2 separate regions of the Homo sapiens genome follow, and region 2 is linked to region 1. A link is a loop called in an ENCODE intact Hi-C map of the cell type or tissue named here. Cell type or tissue: heart right ventricle. All regions are shown on one strand.

What was found. Hi-C counts contacts between places; a loop is a spot of excess contacts. Peaks named below come from ENCODE experiments on the same cell type or tissue, not always from the same donor. Only the 100,000 strongest peaks of a DNase experiment are listed, where the experiment ranks them.
Region 2: it touches region 1 in a loop (9-fold over the local background); 79 of 110 quality-filtered maps call a loop at or near these places.

The regions. Positions count from the first base shown.
Region 1 is chr21:31,198,209-31,206,208 of GRCh38, reverse strand. It overlaps TIAM1 (TIAM Rac1 associated GEF 1), which reads left to right. Exons shown (of 28, transcript NM_001353694.2): 12 at 3,197-3,301. Among named protein-coding and RNA genes, the nearest start is that of TIAM1, 140 kb to the left of the region's middle. In heart right ventricle, a CTCF peak has its summit at 7,520 (motif pointing left); a DNase peak (open chromatin) is centred at 4,418; H3K27ac peaks cover 1,038 bases.
Region 2 is chr21:31,600,770-31,608,769 of GRCh38, reverse strand. No RefSeq gene overlaps it. Among named protein-coding and RNA genes, the nearest start is that of TIAM1-AS1, 46 kb to the right of the region's middle. In heart right ventricle, a CTCF peak has its summit at 3,977 (motif pointing right); a DNase peak (open chromatin) is centred at 4,009.

The DNA of each region.
Region 1 (8,000 bases):
ATAGTAAGACACACTGGTATATATTTTGATCCAATGTCCTGTTTTGAGAGTAACTATTTACTGACCAAAATTAGGGCTCTTAAGTTACAAGTAAGACCATTATAATTTTCATGTTTGCTGCTTGTGCTGATTTTTATTTTTTAAAGTTATCAAGACATTATTGTAACTTAAAGAAGTTTGAAAAATATGATGGTTTGTGGCAATAATCTTTTTTTCCTTTTACTTATTTATTAATTTTTTTTGAGACAGGGTCTCACTCTGTCCCCCGGCTGAAGTACAGTGGTGTAGTCATAGCTCACTGCAGCCTTGCCCTCCCAGGCTCAAGCAATCCTCCCGCCTCAACTTCCTGAGTAGCCTACAGGGACTACAGGCTCACCCCACCATGCGTGGCTAAGTTTTGTATTTTTGATACAGACAGGGTTTCACCATGTTACCCAGGCTGGTCAAACTCCTGGGCTTAAGCAACTAGCCCACCTTGGCCTCCCAAAGTGATGGGATTACAGGCATGAGCCACCATGCCCAGCCAAGAATCATTCTTATTACCATTGCTATATTTATCATTCTTTAGTTCTCTGCAATGCATTACACAATTCAAGTGAGGTGCCTTGACATTCTCTGCATGTTTGTATAAATGTTTTCAGTACTGTAGCATTTAGGGGATGCTGCAGTTCTCCGCAGTCCACACCAGGACCACCTTAGGCTATTTGTGCCTGACAGTGGGCTGTCTCTCACACTGAAGTTTCAGGAACCAGAACTTCTTGGGTGAGGTTGCTGTTTTGGCCTGATTTCTGGAAGACAGTCTGTTTCAGTGGCAGTCTCATTAAGGAGTGCCCACAAAGTGTTTATTAATGATGATGATAAGGTTTCCAAGTGAATTTGTTCCTGTTACTAAGAACCCATGAAATTTCATTTCTTTCCCTTCCGCCTCAGTCGGAAACAGATGGTGAACCAAAATTTTTGCTTCTAATTAAAGATTTCAGTGAGGACCCAGGTAGGTGGGAAACATTTGCAGCTTCGATCTCTCTTAGGAAAACTTTTCTTGCTCATCACATCACCCTAAATATTAGTATTTTGTTGTTGTTTATTTATCTTGATGATTCTCCAGCAGTAAGTAGCACACTTAAAAAGTTCCTGTTTTATGTTCCCTGGGCTTTCGCCTCCAGCCTTATTATCTTTGACATCAACAATCTTGGATCTGTCAGACATTGAGCATCTGGTCTCAAATATAGGCAGTGAAAGGACAAAAGCCAGGTGCACTGGGACATGTTCGGTGAATGGCATCTGTGTCTGGCACAGCAGGCTGCAAACTATCATATTACTCAGGAGAGGAGAAAGGTTGGGGTTCCCAAGAATCACTGATAGAAAACTTTATCCTTCTGCTATGTGTTCAGAGTGAACTCATTTCCACTTTCTGGAAATGTGCTTTTACAAGAATGCAGGTTGCCTGTCCTGCATGTACATATTTATTTAAAATGCTAAACCACTGCTGCCTCACCTTCCACATCTACATAGCTTTTACCTGCAGCTGCAGACACTCCTGAAGACTGCATTTATGTTGTATTAGTTTCTGTATTCTCACTACTGCACATGGTGTCTGGCGTATCTAAGAGTTCGTTAAGTGTAACTGAATATATATTACTGGAATGGTTATTGGAATGCTGTTAGTTTGGCTTTAAAAATATTATTTTGAGGGTGGGGTAAGTAGAAAGAGTACTGAACCAGTTAAAATTAACTTTATTTATTTTGAAATAATTCTCACCTGCAGAGCTTTGAATGTGAAGAGGTTTTATATTTATTTTGTGAAAAATGTCCAATTTGTATAAAAGTAGGGAACAATGTAATAAATTCTCATGTATCTATCACCTAGCATCTGTAATGATCAAATTAAGTTTTATCGATTTACTCACTCCCACCCCCAACTCTTATTTGTTTTGGAAGCAAATTCCAGACATTATATCATTTCTATCTATTAGCGCTTTAGGATGTACCCCTAAAAGATAAGGATGCTTAAAAAAATCACTTGGTTTAAACATTTTCTCTCTAGCAATATATTTTCATGTTGCTGTGTAACTTTTGGAGAGCATTTTCTTTTTTTCCCTGTATCCTCTTGACTGTCTACTGAGAATGATTTATAAAACCATGTTGGTATTATTACTTATTCCTCAAAATTAATTCAAAGATTACTTTTTAGACAGGAAGAAAAAATCTATTGTTCCATCCTGGACTAAAGGGTCCTTGAAAATTTCAATTTTAGAATTGTTTTCTTTGAGCGAGTCATTCAGTGTGTTTCCATAGTTGGACACACGCCTATTAGCACTGCCCCTGGAGGGAGTCTCACTTGGGGAGTATATAAATAAGATTGAAGTCCAAAAGCCTTGTCTTCACACTGACTCGCTTGCAAATGAACTGTTAACAACTGTCCCACTGTCCCTATGTGGTTAAAAAAACAACTTTGCCTGGGCACAGCTTTTTTCTCTCATTGTAAATACAGTATTTTCTTACCTTTCTTGTTACCCTTTTCTTTAATCACCTATCTATGAAGTTATATTTAAGAACCTTTTTGATCTGCTGTGTTGTGTTGAAAATTTTACCAGTGTTAGAGAGCACAATGAATCAAATAAGGAGGCGTGGAGATGTGAGTCAGTTGTTTCCATTGAATCCTAAGATACCCTTGGAATGTTACCAGTGTGTTCAATGAAAGTTATTTTAAAACTTTGCATTTACGATGTAAACTTTTTAAGAAGTATAGAAACTTTATACCCCCATTCAGCATCAAATTTCTATTGGGCCGGGAGCAGTGGCCCACGCCTGTAATCCCAGCACTTTGGGAGGCCAAGGCGGGTGAATCACCTGAGGTCAGGAGTTCGAGACCAGCCTGGCCAACATAGTGAAACCCCATCTCCACTAAAAACACAAAAATCAGCTGGGCGTGGTGGTGGGCGCCTGTAATCCCAGCTACTCAGGAAGCTGAGGCAGGAGAATCACTTGAACCCAGGAGGCGAAGGTTGCAGTGAGCCGAGATTGCGCCATTGCACTCCAGGCTGGGCAACAAGAGTGAAACTCCATCTCAAAACAACAACAACAACAACAACAAACTCTATTGGTCATAGGAATACATCGTATGTTGGTGGAGAACTAATTGTGCCTATTTACTATTGAACAGACATTTTCTTTCTTTCTTTCTTTTTTGTCCCAGACACATCAACTGGATCATTCTGCTCATTACCTGCGCCTGAAATTTCTAATAGAAAACAAAATGCAGCTCTATGTTCCACAGCCCGAGGAAGACATCTATGAGCTGGTAATGTTATGACTGTTGTCCAAGCACACTTTATGGGAGATTATCTTCAAATTATGAGTGTTCTCGTGTTAATTGTAGTTGGTGGAGTGGAACGAGTTCAAAAATAAATGAGCTTCATTCATAGCCCTTAAGTTGGTGGAGATGGCCCTACTTAGCTCAGTATTCCAGAGTGGAATGATCACCTTTGTTTACGCACGAAGCAGTGCAGTGCTATCATGACAAATCAAAATCTAGAGCTATCTCTTAGATAGAACTTTAGTCATTATTATAATACTAGCTTTCCTTGCATTGGCAATCTTTTATTTTATTGTATTTTAGTATTTTTATTTTGTTGTTTAGAGACAGGATCTCACTCTGTCACCGAGGCTGGATGGAGTACAGTGGTGTGATCATAGCTCACCTCAACCTTGAACTACTGGGCTTAAGTGGTCCTCCTGTGCCAGCCTCCTGAGTAACTGGAACCACAGGCACGCAGCTCCATGGCTGACGAACTTTTATTTTTTAATTTTTTTTTTTTTTGTAGAGACAGGATCCTGCTTTGTTGCCCAGGCTGGTCTTGAACTCCTGGGCTCAAGTGATCCTCCCACCTCAGTCTCCCAAAGTGCTGGAATTACAGGCGTGAGCCACTGCGCACGGCCAGTCTTTTATTTTAATTGGTGACTTAAAAATCAGCTGGTTGTTGTTACAGAAAACAGTGCTAATTCTAATTTTGTGTGACATCCGTAGCCATGTTGAAACTGCTGGATCAAATCTTGTTGGGTGAAAAAAGCTGCCATCTATGTCCTAGTCTTTTGGAACTGTATTTATATAGCTTCTCGGGGACATTTACATATATTTGAGTTTGAACATACTTATGGGACTGGGGTTCTGAATCAGACCTGCTTACTAATCATATGGAACTAGCCAAGAAAAAAAAATGAAATGCTAATACTTAATTTCTAGGATTTTACAAAGATTAGAGATAATATGCTTACTTGGTAAATTACAATGGTTGTTATTGCAGTAAGCCCAGTGACAAGCTCTTTGCTCTTTAGCAAAGTGGTGCGTTTGTCAGTTCCAGGAAAGAAACATTTTGGGAGCAAGGCGCCTCTATTTTGGAGTTCCTGTGCTCTCTCTGTTCTTAGTCATTCCTCTGGGGGCTCTGACTGCTTGCCATGGATGTGTGAATAACAGTGACTTCAGAGAGGGTTTCACCACAGAAAGCGGAACTGAACATTTAAACCCAAGTATTATTCTCTTTTTGGAAAAGGGAAGCATGATTTAAAAATGAGTAGGAAATTGTGTTTTTAGTCAACTTTATTGAGGTATACTTTACATTTAAGGAAACTCTTGCCAACTTTAAGGACACAATCCAATGAGTTTTGACAAATGTATACAGTCTTGTTTCCACTGCTGTGATCATGCTTTGGAACATTTCTGTTATCTGAAAAGTTACCTTGTGCCCCTTTAAGGGCTTTTAAGGAAATGTAAGAGAGCGTGTGCTTTTGTAACACTTATAGCACGTTATGCAATAGAAGATTATCAAAATAATGAGCCCTTTTCCAACTATCACTTAAATCAGTAACTGTTCTGTGTTCAGTACATTTAACAGAGAGGGCTGATGTATTCTTTTTCTGGCCTGGGGAAAAGGCCAGTCTTGGTGCTGCTGTATGAGTAAAGGAAAGAAAACCCTTTTTTCTTACTTAAAAAAGGGAAGTGCTTTCCTGCTAACACTAGAAGAGTTATTAGATTATATATTTTGCATCTTGGGGTTAATGAGTATTTTGCATCCTGAATTATAGGGATCATGCCTAACCAGGTTCCATGTTCCTCATATTTTTCACATAAGAGGTATAGGTACTTCAGACATAGTTTTTGAAATTGTATGGACTCATTATTTTTAAGCCTTGCCCATTGTGTGGTCTCTTTAGTCTGTTTGGATCTACAATTTTTGTATGCAGATAGCTATATATGTATTTTAAAAGAATCTTAAGTACAGGGAGACCATGGTATTATTTCTTGGCCTGTTGCAGAAGGTCTCCAGCCCATAGATCTGTAAGGATGCAAATGCCACAGTCTTGCAAAACCTCTGTTTCAACCAAGGTTCTTAATTATTTTGTCCTTTGGATACTTTTGGTAGCCTGGTGGAGCCTCCAGACCCCTTCTCAGAATGATATTTTCAATCGCGTAAAATAGAATACATAGGCTTACCTGTGCCCTAAATATATTGAAATAGTTCTCAAAAATATTTTTTGAATTATTGGTAATATATGTTCTTATTTATTAGCTTATTAAATTATAAGGCTTAATAGGTAGACATAGACCTAATAGCTAGACCATTAAATTACAAGACCTAGCAGTAGATCTAATAGCTACCACTGTTCTGAGGTAACGATGAGCATAAATAATATTTTGAGACACTAGCAGCAGCTAAAACATGATATGAAAATAACTGTGATTTCCATTCGTGACGGAGTCACAGGCACTGCTACTATTACTATGTTTGTTGCCTACATTCATTTAGGATAAAAGGAAATGCTGATTTTCAGTTTAAGGTTTGTAAATATAAAGATATCACTTTTTTTTTTTTCTGTGATGAAGTTTTGTTCTGTTGCCCAGTCTGGAGTGCAGTGGCGCGATCTTGGCTCACTGCAACCTCTGCCTCCTTGGTTCAAGCAATTCTCCTGCCTCAGCCTCCCAAGTAGCTGGGAATAGAGTTGCCCACCACCACACCCAGCTATCATCTAGCAAATATTTATTTAGCATTTGTATGCCTGGCACTACTCTAGCTGTTCTAGGCACTGGGGATACACCAAAACAATTCTGCTTCTGGTGGAACCTGTATTCAAGTTTGCAGAAACAAGTAAAAATACATGTGAATGTGTAATATGTCAGGGAATGTTCAAAGCCTGGAGAGACAAGAAGTTGGGGCAAGTAGAGAGAGGGAGATGGCACATCTGCAGTGGGTCTTGTTGCTATTTTATTTTATTTATTTTTTGTGTGTTTTTTTTTTTTTTTAATGTGATGTTCGAACAGGGTGAGTGAGTGAAGAGAGGGAGTGGAATCATAGAGGTATTTTGCAGACAAGTGTTCTAGGCTGGCCAGGCATGGTGGCTCACGCCTGTAATCCCAGCACTTTGGGAGGCTGAGCAGGTGGATCCCCTGAGGTCAGGAGTTCGAGACCAGCTTGGCCAACATGCTGAAACTCCATCTCTACTAAAAATACAAAAATTAACCAGGCATGGTGGCACACGCCTATGGTTCCAGCTATTCAGGAAGCTGAGGCAGGAGAATTGCTTGAACCCGGGAGGCGGAGGTTACAGGGAGCCAATATCGTGCCACTGCACTCCAGCCTGGGTGGCAAAGCCAGATTCTGTCTCAAAAAAAAAAAAAAAATGTTCTAGGCTGAGAGAACAAAGCTGGCTAAGGCCTGGGCAGGGGGAGGGTGGCCATGGTGGAGGTGGCTTACCTGGTGTTTGAGGAGGATTGGCGGAGAGGGCACGAAAGAGGGGATGCAGGAGATGGTGGGGGGGAGGGAAAAAGGATAGGCCATGTAGAGCCTAAGTGCCATAGGAAACCCCAGAGAGAAAGGGCATTGTCGGCTTTGAAAGGCTCACTATGGCAGATGAGTGGGCCCATAGGGCATGAGAAGATGAGCAGCCAGGGCCCATAGAAGGCTGTAGAGAGTCATCGTCAGGCAAGAGCGTGACGGTGGCTCAGACCAAGCCACCCAAAGGAGACAGAGAAAGAAATGATCCTGATTTTGTGAGAACTCAAGAGCCCTAGGTAAGCAATTTTTTTCTTAAAATCTGGTGATCTTCTCATCCAGTTTTTGAAAACAGGGAAAGTTGCAACATTATTGATTTAATAAAAGAAAGGGAAGATGTGAGCTATTTCATCATTAAGTGCATTTATGTATAAAACTACTGAATTTCCAGATTTCTAGTTCCAGATATCGTGGTTGCATTGAAAATATATTTTAAAGTACAAACGCTTCTTGAGATATAGTTTTAGTTTTGTTCACTAAACCTGGCTTTAGTCCAACCAGCCTAAGGATGTTGTGGCCAGCGGGCCTGTCTTATGATACTGAGTTGTTGTCTGAGACCAGCAAAAGACACAGTGATATTCACACTAATTTCAAAGAAAACTAGGAAGTAGTATTATGAAAATATAGGAAAGATTATGCACAAAGCTCTAGTCCCACTAGATCCTGTGGAAATGATTAAAACAAACAGTTATATACTGCCACCTGGAGGAAGGGTTTGGCTCTTAAAGTTTTAAAAAATAAAAGTAAGGCTCCTGATAAGTTGAAGTGAACGTAGTTGATAACATTTCCTTGAGCATTTTGTGGTGTTAGGTTATACATTGTAAACCTTATTGAATTTAGTATTTAGAGTTTTGGTGGCTATTTTCTGAATGAAAAAGTAGTATAACTGATTTCTTCTCATTTGTAAATGTATCAGTATGAAACATTTCTAAAGTATAACACTGAAACCACATTCAGTCATGCCCTTGACACGTTGCATTTGGTGGAAATTGCATTAAATTGAGGTGTTTAAAAGGATCCAAGCTGTCCTGTCCACGTTCCTATCCCCCACACTCCTTGGCATTCTATTATAGCAAACGCTTTCTCAGGCTCCTGAGTCACAAGTATTATGCTGACCTTTCAAATGCCCCAAGCAAATAAAGAGAAGAAACTGGCCACTCTTTTCTACCTGCC
Region 2 (8,000 bases), 400 kb before region 1:
GTAAAATATTTGAAGAGATTTATTTTGAGCCAAATATGAGTGACCGTGGCCTGTGACACAGCCCTCAGGAGGTCCTCAGAACATGTGACCAAGATGGTTGGGGCATAGCTTGGTTTTATACATTTTAGAGAGACATGAGACATCAATCAAATACATTTAAGAAATTCATTGAATTCATTGGTCTGGCCCAGAAAAGAGGGACAACTCAAAGCAGGGGATGAAGTGGGGGGGCGCCTCCAGGTGAATTTAAGCATTTTCTGGTTGACAATTGGTTGAGTTTGTCTAAAGACCTGGGATTGCTAGAAAGGGAATTTTCAGTCCAGGCGCGGTGGCTTGTGCCTGTGATCCTAGCACTTTGGGAGGCAGAATTGGGCAGATCACCTGAGGCCAGGAGTTCGAGACCAGCCTGGCCAACATGGCAAAACCCCGTCTCTACTAAAAAAGCAAAAATTTGCTGGGCGTGGTCGCGGTCGCCTGTAATCCCAGCTACTCGGGAGGCTGACACAGGAGAATCTCTTGAATCTGGGAGGTGGAGTTTGCAGTGAGCTGAGATCGCACCATTGCACTCCAGCCTGGGTGACAAGAGCGAGAATCCGTCTCAAAAAAATGAAAAATAAATAAATAAATAAATAAATAAAGGGAATGTTCAGGTTAAGATAAAAGATTGTGGGCCTGGCAAGGTGGCTAATGCCTGTAATCCCAGCACTCCTTAGTTTTTTTTCTTTATTTTCTTGTCTTTCTTTCCTTCTTTCTTTTCTTTCTTTTCCTTTCTTTTCCCTTCCTCCCTCCCTCCCTCTCTCTCTCTTTCTTCTTTCTTTCTTTCTGTCTTTCTTTCTTTCTTTCTCTCTGTCCATCTCTCTCTTTCTTTCTTTATTTATTTCTTTTTTTTTTTCTTCAGGGTCTCACTTTGTCACCCAGGCTGGAGTGCAGTGGCATGATCTCGGCTCACTGCAGACTCGACTTCCTTGGCTCAAATGATCCTCTCACCTCAGCCTCCCAAGTAGTTGGGACTATAGTCACATGACATCACGCCTAATTTTTTGTAGAGACAGGGTTTCACCATGTTGGCCAGGATGGTCTCGAACTCCTGATCTCAAGCCATCCGCCCGCTTCGGTCTCCCAAAATCCTGGGATTACAGGTGTGAGGCACTGCACCCAGCCTATCCTCATTTTTTATACATAAAGAGGTATGCCCTGTGAGAAGCTACTCAGCATTATAAAAAAAGAACCATAGATACCTGCAACAACTTGGATGGATCTCAAGAGCATTATGAAGGTTGAAAAAAGCCAATCTCAAAAAGTTGCAGGTGGTGGGGTGGCTCATGGCTATAATCCCAGCACTTTGGCAGGCCAAGGCAGGAGACTACTTGAGCCTATGAGTTCAAGACAAGCCTGGGCAACAAAGTAAGACCCCATCTTTACAAAAAATAAAATAATTAGCCAGGCGTGGTGGCGTGTGCCTGTAGTTCCAGCTACTTGGGAGGCTGAAGGAGGAGGATTGCTTGAGGCCAGGAGTTGGAGGCTGCAGTGAGCCAAGATTGCTCCAATGCCCTCCAGCCTGGGCAACAGAGTGAGACCCTGTCTCAAAAAAAAGTTGCATATATGTATAATTCTATTTTTATAATGTCCTTGAAATGACAACATTATAGAGATGGATTACAAATCAGTAGTTGCCAGGGGTGAGGGATGGTGGGGGCATGGGGTGGGTGTGGCAATAAAGGGGCACCACGAGGGAGATCTTTTAGATGAAATCATTCCATATCTTCTTTTTTTTTTTGAGATGGAGTCTTGCTCTGTCACCTAGGCTGGAGTGCAGTGGCGTGATCTCAGGTCACTGCAACCTCCACTTCCTGGGTTCAAGCTATTCTCCTGCCTCAGCCTCCTGAGTAGCTGGATTACAGGCGCACACCACCATGCCCACCTAATATTCATATTTTTAGTACAGACGGGGTTTCACCATGGGCTGATTTCGAACTCCTGACCTCGGGCGATCTGCCTGCCTTGGGCTCCCAAAGTGCTGGGATTACAGCCATGAGCCACCATGCCTTATGTGAATCTACACATGTAAGCAAATGACACAGAACTACACACATATGTCATACCAATGTCAATTTCCTGGTTTTGCTATTCTCCTTTGATAAGATTAGTCATTGCAGAAAACTAGGTGAAGGGTACATCAGTCCTGTCTATCTTTGCAATTTCCAGTGAATCTATAATTATTTAATAATAATTTTAAAAAGATGTATGCTCTGAGAAACCAGCCTGTCGTAAATCAAGAGATGGTCTGGAAAGAGGCTTATTACAGTGACGTTAATCAATCCTTTGAATTCCTTCAGTATTATATGTCAGAAATCATTTAGTGAAATAACTTTCAATACTTTAAATAGTAGGAAACTCAATTAGGTCTTCCTTCAATTTGGGGTAAAACAATGCTTGGGAAATAAAATGACTCATCAGGGCTTGTTACCCTATTATTAGTCATTCACATTTTCATCCCCTGCACAGGTATTTCCATTTGTGCCTTTGTTTAGTCCCCAGGGGTTACCTGGGAAGAAAGTGAACTTTAGTAAAACTGAGAGCAAGTGACTGGCATGCGTTCCTCCAGTAAAGGGGAGGAAGGATCATGAAGTCTAAAAACCAGCTCGAGGCAGGACGCGGTGGCTCACACCTGTAATCCCAGCACTCTGGGAGGCCGAGGTGGGCAGATCGCTTGAGGTCAGGAGTTCAAGACCAGTCTGGCCAACATGGTGAAACCCCGTCTCTACTAAAAATACAAAAATTAGCCAGGCGCAATGGCGGGTGCCTGTAATCCCAGCTACTTGGGAGGCTGAGGCAGGAGAATTGCTCGAACCTGGGAGGCAGAGGTTTCAGTGAGCCGAGATCACACCACTGCACTCTAGCCTGGGCGATAGAGCAAGACTCTGTCTCAAAAAAAGAAAAAAAAATTAGCAGGGCATCATGGCGCACGCCTGTAATCTTAGCTACTCAAGAGGCTGAGGCAGGAGAATCTCTTGAACCCAGGAAGGGGGGGTTGTGGTGAGCCAAGATCTTGCCACTGCACTCCAGCCTGGGCGACAGAGTGCAACTCTGTCTCAAAAAAAAAGAGAAGAGGCTTAAGTGGCCCACAGTTCTGCAGGCCGTACAGGAAGCATGGCAGCTTCTGCTTCTGGGGAGGCCTCAGGAAACTTTTACTCATAGTGGATGCAAAGGGGGAGCAGGCTCGTCTTACATGGCAGAAGCAAGACAGAAAGCGAAGGAGGATGCGCCACACACTTTTAAACGACCAGGTCTCGCAAGGACACACTCACCGTCAGGAGAACAGCACCAAGGGGATGGAGCTAAGCCACTGATGAGAAATCCACCCCCAAGATCCCATCGCCTCCCACCAGGCCCACCTTCAACACTGGGGATTACCATTCGACAGGAGATTTGGGTGAGATCACAGTTCCAAACCGTATCAGGGAGAAAGTGGAGGTTGGGAATCTGCACACTGCTTCTCTTAAAACCACCCATGTGCTTTCGAAGCCTTTGGAAAGTCTTCGAGATACTCTCCACCGCCCCCAAGTCTACCCAGACCCTGTTCGAAGGCTCTGTTAGTCACTCTACAGCAGAGAAAAAAAGGCTAAGGGTGGTTAAGTAATTCACCCAAGACCACCCGGCAAGTGGCTGCGCTGGAATTAGAACTTGGGATGAACTACAAAATCCATTTTCTTTCGACCAGGCTGTCCTACGAAAACAAGGCTTGTGTGTTTTCCCTAGTATCATCTAAGTGCAAAATTACCCGTTTGTGGACATCGGAAATTGCTTTGTGTGTTAAAATTGCTAACAATGTTATTACTACCTGCTGAGCACAAAAGGGCCTGGAAAGATTGGTTGTACAAAAATACAAGGAAATCATTCATCATTCATTTTCTCCTCCTCACAACCACTAAGAGATCAAGCCTCAGTTGCCACAGAACTGTGTCTTAGTGACCAGCAGGTGGCGCCACCACCTCACTGTTGTTTTGACATTGGGAGAATTTCATTTTGTAGGTAACTCTAGTGTAAATGGAAACGAAGTTTACACCCCTGGCCTTCTTTCCCACCCTGGCCTTGTTCCTCTTGTTTCGGTTCAAAGACGGGTAGCCTCCTGTCTGGCTCTAATTGATTTAGTTTCCTTGAATTTCATTTCTTTGACACTGAAAAGGATTTAGCTGGTAGTTTTGCCCATGAGGTGGAGGCATGATTATAAGAATTCATTTACTGAGGGCTTACCTTGCACCCAGCACTTTGCTTGAATCATCTCATTTAATTGTTGCAATAAGAAAAGGAGGTGAGTTCTGGTTTTGTTTTATTTTGTTTTGAGACACAGTTTCCCTCTGTCTCCCAGGCTGGAGTGCAGTGGCACAATCACAGCTCACTGCAACCTCCACCTCCTGGGGTCAAGCAATTCTCCTGCTTTAGCCTCCCTAGTAGCTGGAATTACAAGCGCATACCACCATGCCCAGCTAATTTTTGTATTTTTGGTAGAGATGGAGTTTCACCATGTTGGCCAGGCTGGTCTCGAACTCCTGACCTCAGGTGATCCCCCTGCCTCAGCCTCCCAAAGTGCTGGGATTACAGGCGTGAGCCACCACACCCAGCCAAGTTCTCTTTTGATGTTAATAGCACAAGCCTGGGGGCACTGGATTCTATTTAATTGTTTCACTCTTTTATTGCTGGTCACTAGCCAATAATTCCATGACAATTGAGGCTTGATTTCTTGTGGGGTTGGGGAGTATGATGATGAGAAAAAAATGAATGATGAATGTTTTCCTTGTATTTTTGTACAACCAATCTTTCCCAGTCCTGGTATGCTCCACAAGTAGTATTAACATCATTAGCAATTGTAACACACAAGGCAATTTCTGATGTCCACAAATGGGCAAAAAGACAACCCAAATTCCAACAGGTTTTTGAATGTTAGAAAAATATTACATCAATTTTAAACAATAAATGTTAGGGTAATATTACATGAGTTTTTCTCATTAGGAGTGTATTATATACAAACCTTTATTTGATAATGTATATTCTGGGTGACTATAATAAAATGTGATAAAAATAAAATGACTTATAAATCATATATATGATATCTTCAGTTATAACTATTATATGCACATTAATATTGTACGTGTGTGTGTGTGTGTGTGTGTGTGTGTCACTAGGGTAAAAGGCCGGGGGGTATCAATCCTAACCCACTCACCTGATACCAACCAGCTCCAAGTTTTAAGACGATATATACATGACTCCTTCCTACATGAAATATTATTACCAAGTATCACTATATGGCAAGATTTTCAAATCCAGGGCAATCGCTCACTTAGAATCGTGCGACTGATCCTATATCACCCACCTAAACCCCTTAGCATGCAAATGAAGGCATTGTGACCCAAAGAAGGAGTGATTTACTTGAGACACATAGTGTTGCAATTGCAAGACCCCAACCCCCTGACCCTACAACAAAGCTCCTTCCACATGAACTGTTCTGCCCTTGTGTTTGAAAAAACAATAAATCCAAATACAGGGGTTCTCATTTATCTCTTGTTAGATGTCTTCTTTTAGATTTGAGTTTCCTGACTATTCAGATTTTTAAAAAAATATTAAATGTGTCATCTAACTAACTGGCCATTTATCAAATTTTGTGCTACTTACAAATCTGATAGTGTCTTCTATGTCCTCTTCTGTGACTTTAATAAAAATGTCGAATGGTCAACTTTGAGGACAGAGCTTATTGATCATTTACCAATTTCATTTAGGATCCTACTGATTCATTAAACCCAGGACTGGCTGGCTACATAATTTATAGGGCCCAGTGCAAAATGAAAATGCAGGCAAAGTGGAGACAGTGGAGGTTTAAGTCAAGCATATGCCCTTCTGAATGTGGGGCCCTGTGTGACTGCACTGGTCACACCCCTATGAAACCAGCTCTGATTAAATCCCTTGGTTTCAATCATTCAACCTGCTACAAATTGATTTATCTAACATATGTCCATTGGAATAGCTTCTAGCCGTGAGCAGCAGGAAACACAAAAAACAATGGCTTAAGCATGTAACAAGCAATCCAGGAGCAGGTAACCAAGGACTGCTGCAGCTGCTGATGGAACCCTTCTCTTTTCCTTTCCCTCTCTCTCTATCTCTCTCCATTTTTTTTTTTTTTTTTAAACAGAGTCTCACTCTTGTTGTCCAGGTTGGAGTGTTGGAGTGCAGTGGCACAATCTCGGCTCACTGCAACCTCCACCTCCTGGGTTCAAGCGATTCTCTGGCCTCAGCCTCCTGAGTAGCTGGGATTACAGGTACGCGCCACCACACCCAGGGAATTTTTGTATTTTGAGTAGAGACGGGGTTTCACCATGTTGGCCAGGCTGGTCTTGAACTCCTGACCTTGTGGTCCACCCTCCTTGGCCTCCCAAAGTGCTGGGAATACAGGCCTGAGCCACTGCGCCCCGCCCTGCCTCCTTTCCCTCTCTTTAGCATCCAGTTTTCTTCTGCTGCTGCTGCTGCTGCTTTTTTTTTTTTTTTTTTTTTTGGACTCCGGAGTCTCATTCTGTCCCCTAGGCTGGAGTGTAGTGGCGCAATTTCGATCTCGGCTCACTGCAACCTCCACCTCCCGGGTTCAAGTGATTCTCCTGCCTCAGCCTCCCACATAGCTGGAATCACAGGTGCACGCCACCATACCCAGCTAATTTTTGTATTCTTAGTAGAGACGGGGTTTTGCTATGTTGGCCAGGCTGGTCTTAAATTCCTGACCTCAGGAGATCTGCCCGCCTTGGCCTCCCCAAGTGGGGGATTACAGGCGTGAGCCACCACGCCCAGCCTGTCATTTTCTTCTCCTGACACTGAATAGCTGCAGTACCTTAAACCATCATATCCATATTCCAGGTGTGAAAAATGAGGCATGGCAAAGGACAGAGAGCAAAAACCTTCTCCTCTTAAGCATTTGCCTTTATATTCAGGAAAAGAAAGCTTCCCAGGGCTTTCAACTGATATCTCATTGCCTACATCTCAAAGCTGCATCACATGGTCACACCTAGCTTCAAAGGAGGCTTGGAATTAGTGTTTCACTGTCCACTCTCTTCAGCTGAGAAAGACAAGGGAGAAAGGAGTTGACATATACGTGGGAAGTATTTCTTTTCTTTTGCTTTCTTTTCTTTTGAGACTGGATCTTCCTCTGTCACCCAGGCTGGAGTGCAGTGGTGCAATCACAGCTCACTGCAGCCTCTGCCTCCCTGGCTCAAGGGATCCTCCCACCTTAGCCTTTTGAGTGGCTGGGACTACAGGCACATGCCACCATGCTTGGCTAATTTTTTTTTTTTTTTTTTTAAAGATGAAGTCTCAGCCAGGTGCGGTGGCTCACACCTATAATCCCAGCACTTTAGGAGGTCGAGATGGGTGGATAACTTAAGGTCAGGAGTTCGAGACCAGCCTGGTTAACATGGCAAAACACCATCTCTACTAAAAATAGAAAAATTAGCAGGGCGTGGTGGCATGTGCCTGTAATCCCAGCTATTGAGGAGGCTGAGGCAAAATAATCACTTGAACCCGTGAGGCAGAGGTTGCAGTGAGCCAAGATCACGCCACTGCACTCCAGCCTGGGCAATAGAGGAAGACTCTGTCTAAAAAAAAATTTAAAAAAATTAAAAAAAAAAGAAAAAAGACAAGGTCTCACTATGTTACCCAGGTTGGACTTGAACTCCTGGGCTCTAGTGATCCACCCACCTCAGCTTCCCAAAGTACTGGGATTACAGGCATGAGCCACCACACCCGGCCTCTTCTCTTTTTATAAGGACCCATCCTATTCCAGAATGACCTTATCTTAACATACATTTTATTTACATGTGCAATGGACCTATTTCCAAAAAAGGCCAAATGCACAGGTACCAGTCCCAAAATCTGTGTTGGTTTGCTAGGGCCACTGTGACACCATAAACTGAGTGGCTTAAGCAATAGCAATGTATTCTCGCACAGTCCTGGATGCCAGAAGT